Regions from separate parts of the Homo sapiens genome. Here region 2 is linked to region 1. A link is an interaction called in ENCODE POLR2A ChIA-PET data of the cell type or tissue named here. Cell type or tissue: MCF 10A. All regions are shown on one strand.

Region 1 (5,000 bases):
GTAGACGGGGTTTCACCGTGTTAGCCAGGATGGTCTTGATCTCCTGACCTCGTGATCCACCCGCCTCGGCCTCCCAAAGTGCTGGGATTACAGGCATGAGCCACCGCGCCTGGCCTCAAGACCATTATTTTCTTTACATGTTCCAGGTTTTCCCCACTAAGAACATATTCTTTTTTTTTTTTTTTTTTGAGATGGAGTCTTGCTCTGTTGCCTAGGCTGGAGTGCAGTGGCATGATCTTGGGTCACTGCAACCTCCGCCTCCCAGGTTCAAGCAACTCTCCTGCCTCAGCCTCCCAAGTAGCTGGGATTACAGGAGTGTACCACCACGCCCAGCTAATTTTTGTATTTTAGTAGAGACGGGGTTTCACCATGTTGGCCAGGCTGGTCTTGAACTCCTGACCTCAAGTGATCTGCCCACCTTGGCCTCCCAAAGTGCTGGGATTACAGACGTGAGCCACCATGCCCAGCCAGGAACATATTACTTTTCTTTTTTCTTTTTTTTAAGACAGAGTTTCGCTCCTGTTGCCCAGGCTGGAGTGCAATGGCATGATCTCGGCTCACCACAACCTCCACCTCCTGGGTTCAAGTGATTCTCCTGCCTCAGCTTCCCGAGTAGCTGGGATTACAGGCATGCCCCACCATGCCCGGCTAATTTTTTGTATTTTTAGTAGAGATAGGGTTTCTCCATGTTGGTCGGGCTGGTCTCGAACTCCTGACCTCAGGTGATCTGCCTGCCTCGGCCTCCCAAAGTGCTGGGATTACAGGCATGAGCCACCATGCCCGGCTGGAACATATTACTTTTCAAATCAGAAAGGAGGCTGGGCGCGGTGGCTCATGCCTGTAATCCCAGCACTTTGGGCGGATCACCTGAGATCAGCAGTTCAGGACCAGCCTGACCAACATGGTGAAACCCTGTCTCTACCAAAAATACAAAAATTAACTGGGTGTGCTGGCGGGCACCTGTAATCTCAGCTGCTCGGGAGGCTGAGGTAGGAGAATCGCTTGAACTCAGGAGGCGGAGGTTGCAGTGAGCTGAAATAGCGCCACTGCACTCCAGCCTGGGCGACAGAGTGACACTTCGTTTAAAAAAAAATTAAATCAGGAAGGATATTAAAAGTGAAAAATAATTTCAGGTCTACAAGCCACTGTGGTTATTCTATTTGAATTCTAAATGTTCCCTCAGTTTTCCTGCCAATCTTATTCTGTTTCCTTTTGAGGAACTAATAGCTTGTAAGGTAGGGGTGAGCAGTTGGATTTATAAGTGTGGAGAAGCATCCTGGCACCTCTCTGAGAGTTTCCTCCCAAACCAGGCCACCTCCCCAGCCTTGGCTGCCCTCCGAGGGAGTGGCCCACATGCAGGTGAACTTCACACTCCACAGTATCCGGGCAGGAAGCCTTCCATTCCACTGGCCTCTGGAGGAAGCCCGCAGCTCTGAGCCCAGTTGCCAGTGTGGGAGGGAAACTGAGACTGGGAACTCACTGCAGAGCAGACTCCAGGGACTGTCTCACACCTTCCCTACCCTAAAGACAAGCATTTCCAAAAGCTACTGCACCCCTTTTCCTCCCCTTCAGGGTTGGGGAGAGAGATTTGAGAATTGAGGGTAACCCTGGCCGGGCACGGTGGCTCACACCTGTAATCCCAGCACTTTGAGAGGCCGAGGCGGGTAGATCATGAGGTCAGGAGATCAAGACCATCCTGGCTAATACAGTGAAACCCCATCTCTACTAAAAATACAAAAATTAGCTAGGCATGGTGGCAGGTGCCTGTAGTCCCAGCTACTGGGGAGGCTGAGGCAGGAGATTGGTGTGAATCCGGGAGGTGGAGCTTGCAGTGAGCCGAGATCTCGGCACTGCACTCCACTCCAGCCTGGGCAGCAGAGTGAGACTCCGTCTCAAAAAAAAAAAAAAAAAAGGAATTGAGGGTAACCCAGAAGTCAGGAGTTTAACAAGAGAAAATACCAGGCATGACAGACAAGTCCTGGCTAGGTCTTGGCTGGATGGAAGCAGGGAAGCTAACTGGTCATCGCTGGTGGCTGGGACCAGCCTTGTGAGTAACCAAGAGGCCAGGCCAGTGGTTCTGAGACCCTGAGTGTGTTTCAGAAGGTCTCAGATAAAGAATGTGGGAGGTTTACCCCTTCTTTGTGCACTGCTTGAAAATCCCAGGCAAGGAGGTAGCTTAGATAATGTAGCATACACTGAAATTCTTCTGTGCTGAGACACTTATTTCCTGTCTTTATTCAATGCCAGTGAATACCAGAAAGTTTCCTTTTCAGGAGCTTGAAATTCAGGCATCAGGAAGGTGAACAGAGCCGCAAGCAAAGGCACATGGACACGTGTGAATCACACAAGCACTAAAAGCCACCATGGAGTGGAGGAGGGGAAGGTGAGGCCTGGGTGGGGCCTTCTGCAAGAAAACAAGGAATATCTGTTTAGGGATGGGGGTGGGGAGAGAAGGAAAATAGCCTCAGGGGACCAGAAAGTCAAACACTGACTTCAGGAAAGGCAGTGTCTGCACAAACGTTCCTTCTGAGGCAAGAAGATACAGGTAATGGCGGAGCACGGTGGCTCACATCTGTAACCCCAGCACTTTGGGAGGCCAAGGCGGGCAGATCACCTGAGGTCAGGAGTTCAAGACCAGCCTGACCAACATGGAGAAACCCCGTCTCTACTAAAAATACAAAAATTAGCTGGGCGTAGTGGCGCGCCCCTGTAATCCCAACTACTCGAGAGTCTAGGCAGGAGAATGACTTGAACCCGGGAGGCAGAGGTTGCAGTGAGCCGAGATCGCGCCACCGCACTCCAAGAGCAAGACTCCATCTGGAAAAAAAAAAAATTGGTTGGTATCTACATCAAAATGGGCTTTCTATCTTTTCCTCACAGAATTCAACTTACTCTCCCCCGACTCCAGTCTTAGACAACACTACTGGCTACGTGCAGGACAGTCACCCCCTGTTTTCCTGCCAAGGGCTGATGGTCACCCCATGGAGTACTGGAGGTTGGGAGAAGGGTTAGAGTTATCTTTCTAGTACCATTCCCTCCCAGAGAGGAGAGAAGTTTCTACTTAAGAGTGCAAGGTAGAAAAGCAGGAGGGTTTGTAAAGCTCCTACCCTCAAGTAAATGCATAATTTGCCTGTCCTAACGTGGCTTCCTAGAAAACAGAGCTAGAGGCAAAGCCCAAGGGTTAATGTTTCACTGGGGTGGGCTGCAAGCCCAGGGCAGCAAGAGTGAGGAAGAGGGGAAGCTAGGCAGCTGAGGAAGGAACGTGTTCTCATTATGGATGACAGGTCGTTGTGTTTTCATTCATTCGGGGGCCTCCAAGCGTTAGAAGAATCACATGGGGACAAAGCAGCAGCAGAATGAGCCACTGCGGGCTCCTTCCGGCCTCCTCTCTCTTTTCCATAAAAGTCCACCCCACGGTGTTAACTCCCCTTCATGTGCAGGTTGTGTTACTGGGCCCCTCTCAGCAGCTACTGGGGAGCCAGAAGGTCCTGGAGTCCAGTTTGGTGCTGGAGCTGCTGCACCTTGGCCCTCACTCCTAGGGGAGGTTGAGGCAGTGGCTGTGTGAGGAAAGAAGCCATGGCAGTGACAGCTGTGCCTGGAGAGCCACAGAAGGATGCAGCCGGCACTGCCCTCACTACGCGGGAAGCACTGCAAGACTGAGAGACTGAGGCAGGATCAAGGCCTGGGAAGGAGTGGGGCTTAGCAAATCTAAGGAGGTTTATAAACTGGGTCCAGAACATTGACTTAGGGAAAAACTGTTTAGATTCTAAATTTGATGTTCTGAGCAGCCAGATGTATTGTGACTGCAACTTCTGTAAGCACCGGTTTTAAAAAAGCATGTGAATTGAAAGATTTCTTGTGTTCTCTCCTCATGACAAAATGATGCAACTATCTTGGCCGGGTGTGGTGGTTCACACCTGTAATCCCAGCACTTTGGGAGGCCGAGGCAGGTGGATCACTTGAGGTCGGGAGTTTGAGACCAGCCTGGCCAACATGGTAAAACCCCATCTCTACTAACAACACAAAAATTAGCTGGGCATGGTGGCAGACGCCTGTAGTCCCAGCTACTCGGGAGGCTGAGGCAGGAGAATGACTTTGTCTTTAAAAAAAAAAAAAAAAAAAGATAGAAAAAGATGCAACTGTCTGCAAGGCCTAGAGGCCTTCCAAGTTTGCGCTGGGCTTGAAACTATGTAGACGGCCTAGATCACTGGCCCAACCACTGTCCAGGTTTGGAACAGCTTCATTTATTTCTTTATTTTTTTGAGACAGATTTTCACTCTTACTGCCCAGGCTGGAGTGCAATGGTGCAATCTCAGCTCACTGCAACCTCCGCCTCATGGGTTCAAGCGATTCTCCTGCCTTAGCGTCCTGAGTAGTTGAGATTACAGGCATGTACTACCACATCCAGCTAATTGCTAATTTTGTATTTTTAGTAGAGACGGGGTTTTTCCAAGTTGCTCAGGCTGGTCTCAAACTCCTGACGTCAGGTGATCCGTCCGCCTTGGCCTCCCAAAGTGCTGGGATTACAGGTGTGAGCCAACGTGCCCGGCCTGGAACAGCATCATTTTTTTTTTTTTGAGACAGAGTCTCACTCTGTCACCAGGCTGGAGTGCAATAGCGCGATCTTGGCTTGCTGCAACCTCTGCCTCCCGAGTTCAAGTGATTCTCCTGCCTCAGCCTCCCAAGTAGCTGGGACTACAGGCATACGCCACCACGCCCAGTTAATTTTTGTATTTTTAGTAGAGACAGGGTTTCACCATGTTGGCCAGGCTGGTCTCGAACTCCTGACCTCGTGATCCACCTGCCTTGGCCTCACAAAGTGCTGGGATTATAGGCGTGAGCCACCGTGCCTGGCCTAGAACAGCTTCATTTTTAGCCAAACAGAATGTGATAGGAATCAAGCCAATCATCCTACAGTTTGGTAAAATTATCCTTCACCCCTTCCCCTGCTTGACAATACAGAGCTGTCAGCTGAAGGCACGATGGATCCTTTGCTGTGT
Region 2 (5,000 bases), 190 kb after region 1:
CGTCCTGAGCCACCTCTTCCCCCGCCTGAGCCCTGAGCCGTAAGGGATCCAGGGTATCAGGTCCCCGGGGGCCGCCCCCTCACCGTCCGAGTCCAGCTCCGGTTACCTGCCTGGCCTGCTCCTTAAAATATGTATGAGGCCCTTGCGGGTGCAGTTTCGCGGCCCCTCCCGGAGTGGGGCTGGGGGACTCAGGGTGCGAGGGGAGCTGAGGGGGGAGGAAGCGACGCGAGCTCCCCGGCCGGGGCCTTCTCGACTTTCAGCAGCGCATTTAAGAAAAGGTGGAAATCGGATCTGTCTCGGCGGCGCCCCAGCCCCGCCCGCTCCGACGGCCGGACCTCGCGGCCCAGCGGCTAGCTTTCTGCTGCGCGGTGTCTGGTTCTCGACAGCAGGTGAATGGGCCAGGGCGGGGCGCCCGGAGCGCGGGGGGCGGGGCGCGCGTTATAAAGGGGAGCAGCAGGCCGCGGGGGCCACTCGCAGTCCGCAAGGCCTGCGCTTCCCGCTTTGCGGTCCTGGGCACACCCGGCCCGGGTTGCCCAGCATCGCATGGGTCTGAGGACCAGGTAGGGCGCGGGTGCAGAGACAGCCAGGGAGGCTCGAGGCGACCTAGATGGGCGGGGGAATGCTAGTAGGACGGGGAGGGGTTAATGTGGAGCTATCACCCCCTTTTGGCCCGTTGGGCTCTGTGACGTGCTCATTATCTCCGCTGTCCGGGTTCTCGCTCACCGTGCCCATCCCTGGCTGCATGGGGAGAGGGGCCCCGAGGCCCTGAGACTCGTCCAGTTATCCACCTGGGGTGGGAATCTTGCTTCCCGATCCATCTGGCTGCGACATCTACGGCTTCAGCAGGCCCTGCCCGGGAGTCGGGCATATTGAAGGGTTCGTATCCTTGCCGTCACCCTTGGCCCCTCCCGGCTCGGCAGGAGCTGGGGGTGGGGAAACTATAGATTTCCCGGGCCCCGCTTCCACTGCCTCACCCCCTTCTTTTGCTCGAGCCCAAGACAAGGTGTTAACGGTCTTCAAGTGCAAGGGTTAGGTTTGGTGGGAGCATAGGCTAAGCACCACCCTCATTTTACAGGGGCTTCTAGGGTGCCAGATCTGCGGGGGTCGATTGGGAAGAACTAGAAGCTAAAAAGGAGAAGGGCGGATTAACGTTTTATTTTAATCTGGTTTTGAGCTGCCGTTGCCGTCTGGGGCGGCCGGGCGGGGCGGAGCTGGGACTGCCAAGGGCAGCCAAAGCAGCAGGGAGGGAGGGGGCGCTCCGGTGCTCAGGATGCTGGGGAAGAAGGAAGAGGCCACCCCAACGCTGACAGCTTGGAGGACCTAGCCCCTGCCCCCCGGTCCCTTCTGAATGCTCCGGGTGGTGTCAGACCAAAGGACGGTTGAGAAGGATCTAATCCGCGTCCGCGCCCCAGCCCCGGCTGGCCCCGCCCCCTCCCGAGGGAGCCACTGTCGCAGTGGGGGGAGGGGGAGATGGGAACGGGTCTGGGGGGCGGCTCCCCTCCCCCTCCCTCTCTTGGGACAGACAGCCTTTGTTCCCGGCGGCGGCGGCAGCGGTGGCCAGACACCTGTGAGGCCGCAGAACTGGCCGAGGGTGGGCGTGTGAGGACATGGAGGCCCCTTGTCCCCATTCCAGCCCTGCGCCCCTGGGTCCGGGTGCGCCCCCTGAGACAGGTCAGCCTTGAGCACCTTTCTGCGGGGAGACTGCAGAGATCGTCCAGTGGCCCTACGGTGCGCCCCAGCTCCCAACGCACTTCCCCTCCCCCCTCCCAGGGTCGGATTTCCAAGCACGCCACGCCACACACACCTCGGCTAGCTCCGGGCTCAGAGGGCGCTGGGGTGGCAGGGCGTCCGGGCGCACCTCGGCTAGCGGCACCCTAGCCCGAGGGCAGGAGGCGGGGATAGAAGGCGGGCGACGGGACCCCTTGGGGCCAGACCCGGCCGGGTTGGGCAAGCAGGCGGGGCTCCCGGCGTCTCCGCAGTCCCGGACGGGCGTGCCCTGCGCCGCGCACCAACCGGAGCCACATTCAAGGTGAATCATCCCCGGCCCGCCCCCTGCCCCTCCCCGCCTCGCGGCACCTGAGCCAATGGCGCTGCGCGAGGGGCGGGCGGGGCCCGGGGCGGGGGGCGGTAAAACCCTCCTGGAGTCATTCTCTGTGCACTCCGTCGAGCCCCCGCGCAGCCGTGCCGGAGCCGCAGGGCCTCCGTCCAGCCGCGCGGTCCGGGCAGCCCGCGCCCCCTGTTCTTCCGGTCCTCGGGCCCAGGTACCCCTCTGGACCTCCCCCGCCTGCAGCGCGGAGGCGGCTCCTCTTCAGGTGGCCGGGCCGGGGCCTTCCCCGGCAGACCTGTCACCCGACACCCAGGAAGCGCGCGGCCGGGTCCCGGCTCCCCTTTGTTCCCCCGCTGGGCTCGGCGCTCCGGCGCCGCCCCCTCTCGCGGGGCAGCGGAGGTTTGGGCCCGGGCCGGGCGCGCTTCAAGCTCCGTCCATGCGGCTCTTTCCAAACCGGGGCCGTTTTTGCCTGGCTTCTCTGGTGTGGACTCCGCGCGGAGCTGAGAGGCGGCTGTGCGCCCAGCCTGGAGCCGGCGCAGGTGAGTGTCTGGGGCCGGGAGCGGGGGGGCGGGCCGGGCGGAGCCAGAGCGGGGCTCAGTAGAGGAGGCGGAGGCGGGCGCCCGGGACCGGCCGCACTAGAACCCGGGTGCAGGGCAGAAGTCCCGGCGCAGCTGGCTTTCGGGGATGACGCGGCAGTGCCTACTCGCTCTTCCGCGCCTTCAGGCGGAGGCGCCCACGGGGCGCCTGGGTCCCGGGTCCGCCAGTGGCGTCTGCCCAGCGCCCAGCGCTGTTCCCGGGCGGGGGCGGGGGCGGGAGCGGCTGCGGTCCGAGTGCGGCCGGTGCTTGCGAGGTGCCTACCCGCGAGGAGTTTGGCTGGGGTCGGGCTGCGTTTCGCCGCCCTGGTGGGCTCAGGCGGAAGCGCCAGGCTGGGAGGGGGCTGCGGAGAGCGCCGGGGCCCCGGAGCTGGCCCCTCCAGCGTCTTGTCAGGGCTGCGCGGCTGGTTCGAGGCTGCTTCCGTGGCCCGGAGCCGCCCCGCCCAGTCTCTGGGGGAAAGCGGCTCTCAGACCTCCCGTGTGCCTCCACTTCGCGGCCACTCATCCCGGGAACCCCGGCGCACGCGAATGAGACACCGTTCCCCGCCCTCAACTGCCCCATTCCTGTTAATAGCGCTAGTGGCACCCAGGTTCCCAGCCCTTCCCCAAGATCGGCGGCTGGACGGCTTGCCTCTGGCGCCTCACCGGTCAGCGCATCCCAGGACTATGGGCAGTGAGGGTGTCACCCGGGGTCAGGGGTCGCCCGATTCCACGGTGTCCTCCAGGCTGAGCCATTCGTTTGCTCTTCCAACCCGGGCTCCCGGACACCGTGTACAGTAATACCCGCCGGGGGCAGGGGCACTGAGGCCGGCTCTGAGCGATTAGGGCCGAGGGCGGGCGGTGCCGTAATCGACCTCCCCACCCCCACAGGCAAGGTGCGGCGGCGCCTCCCAGGTTTGCGCCCGTCTTCGCAAAGCTCCTGAGGGCGAAAATCCTGCGAGCCAGGTGGCGGATTCTCGGGCCGGGTCACTCAGCTCTACGGGTGCGCATCACCCTCTACCTGTCACCCAGTGAGCCCGACCGATGGGCACCGAGTCGGCGGATCTCTGATCCGAGGCCGAGCCTTCGGAGAAATCTGTCCTAGTGGCCTCATCGTGGCCTGAGCGAACGCAAAGGAACCTGCCCCAAGCCCAGCTCTCAGCCTCGACCCCCACATTCCCCGCGCGGCTCTCGGTTCGGACCTGGGCTCGGAGCGGCAGCCTCCACCACTGCTCGTTTCTTTACCGCTCAAGGCCGCCCCTTCATGCTCCTGCGGGGGAGTTAGCGGGACCTCTGGAGTCGGCCTTACGCAAAGAAGAGAAAATTCTAGGATGCCGGCCTCACTTGTGAGGATTTCGTTTATTCTTTTTCTCCTACCGGGGCCCAGTGGCTCTTGGAGTGAGCTCCGCACCCCAGACACCTGAGTATTTATTTAATGGGTCGGTGGCGGCCTGGGCTTCGGGGAAAGGAGCTCTGGGCCCCTCTCCCAGCACCTCATGGGGACACAGGATGACAGGCGCAGCGTCCAGGGCATGCCCGTTCAAGGGCCCCAGCAGCCTCTAGCCCCTGGGACCTCAGGGGCATTTGATAGAGACTGGAGGGATCAGGACCAGACCGGTTGTGGGTGGCGCGGCTGGGACCCTGGACTCCAGATTCGTTGTGTAGAGGTGGAGAGGAGAGCCAGGAGTCGAGCGGTAGGCTATGTGCTGTCTAAGGACCCCGGAGTACCCATAGCCCAGAGTCCTGCAACACTCACCTCTAACACTGGAAGGGGTTGGGGGCCTGCCCTTTGCATTGGGCACCAGTGCCCAGGAAGGGACACCCCTAGGGGAAAGGGGACTCGAGTTTTAAGAAGGCCCAAGTAGAGTTCAGGAGGGTGGGGCTGAGAGCGACCGAAGGTGGGAGGGGGCGCTTTGTGGAGACCTCCTAGGATGTGTAGGACCCCCACACACCCTGTGAGTCCCTGGCTGCCCAGCCTGGCCTGCAAGTTGCATCTCTTTTGGTCCTCTTCCATTGCCAGGCGCTGACGCCCAGCGGGTGTGGGAGACCTTGTCTTCATCTTCCCACTCCAGAAGCGGATTTCTGTGCCTTTGATCTCAAGGTCAGGGCTGTGTCCTGCAGGGAGGGCAGAAGAGGCTGCTATCCTGACCTGCGCCAAGCCATAGGCCTCTGTTTTCCCTTTTGAGATTCCGAGTGGGGATTCTGCTGCTGATGTCGGAGAGCTCCTCTTACCCGCTTTTCGAGAGAGCTGGGAGACCTTGCTTCCCTAGGGCCCAGGCCCCAGCCTCCCTCCACCAGGATGGAGAGGCCCCAGCGGGCGTGGCACCCCCCAGGCACTGCGGCACTTGGGCTTCCTGTCGCATTTGGGTTAGGAGGGGTGA

The links. Peaks named below come from ENCODE experiments on the same cell type or tissue, not always from the same donor. Only the 100,000 strongest peaks of a DNase experiment are listed, where the experiment ranks them.
Region 2: POLR2A ChIA-PET joins it to region 1 with 5 read pairs; 1 of 35 experiments calls an interaction of 5 or more read pairs at or near these places.

What each region holds. Positions count from the first base shown.
Region 1 is chr7:129,967,370-129,972,369 of GRCh38, reverse strand. All of the region lies in intron 1 of UBE2H-DT (UBE2H divergent transcript), which reads right to left. Among named protein-coding and RNA genes, the nearest start is that of UBE2H-DT, 17 kb to the right of the region's middle. RefSeq lists enhancers at 2,716-3,357, 3,358-4,000. In MCF 10A, no CTCF peak of the experiment used is centred here; a DNase peak (open chromatin) is centred at 2,359.
Region 2 is chr7:129,777,376-129,782,375 of GRCh38, reverse strand. No RefSeq gene overlaps it. Among named protein-coding and RNA genes, the nearest start is that of MIR183, 4.9 kb to the right of the region's middle. RefSeq lists enhancers at 1-361, 1,208-2,053, 4,592-5,000 and silencers at 1,674-2,473, 2,534-2,613, 2,764-2,893. In MCF 10A, no CTCF peak of the experiment used is centred here; DNase peaks (open chromatin) are centred at 2,045 and 2,365.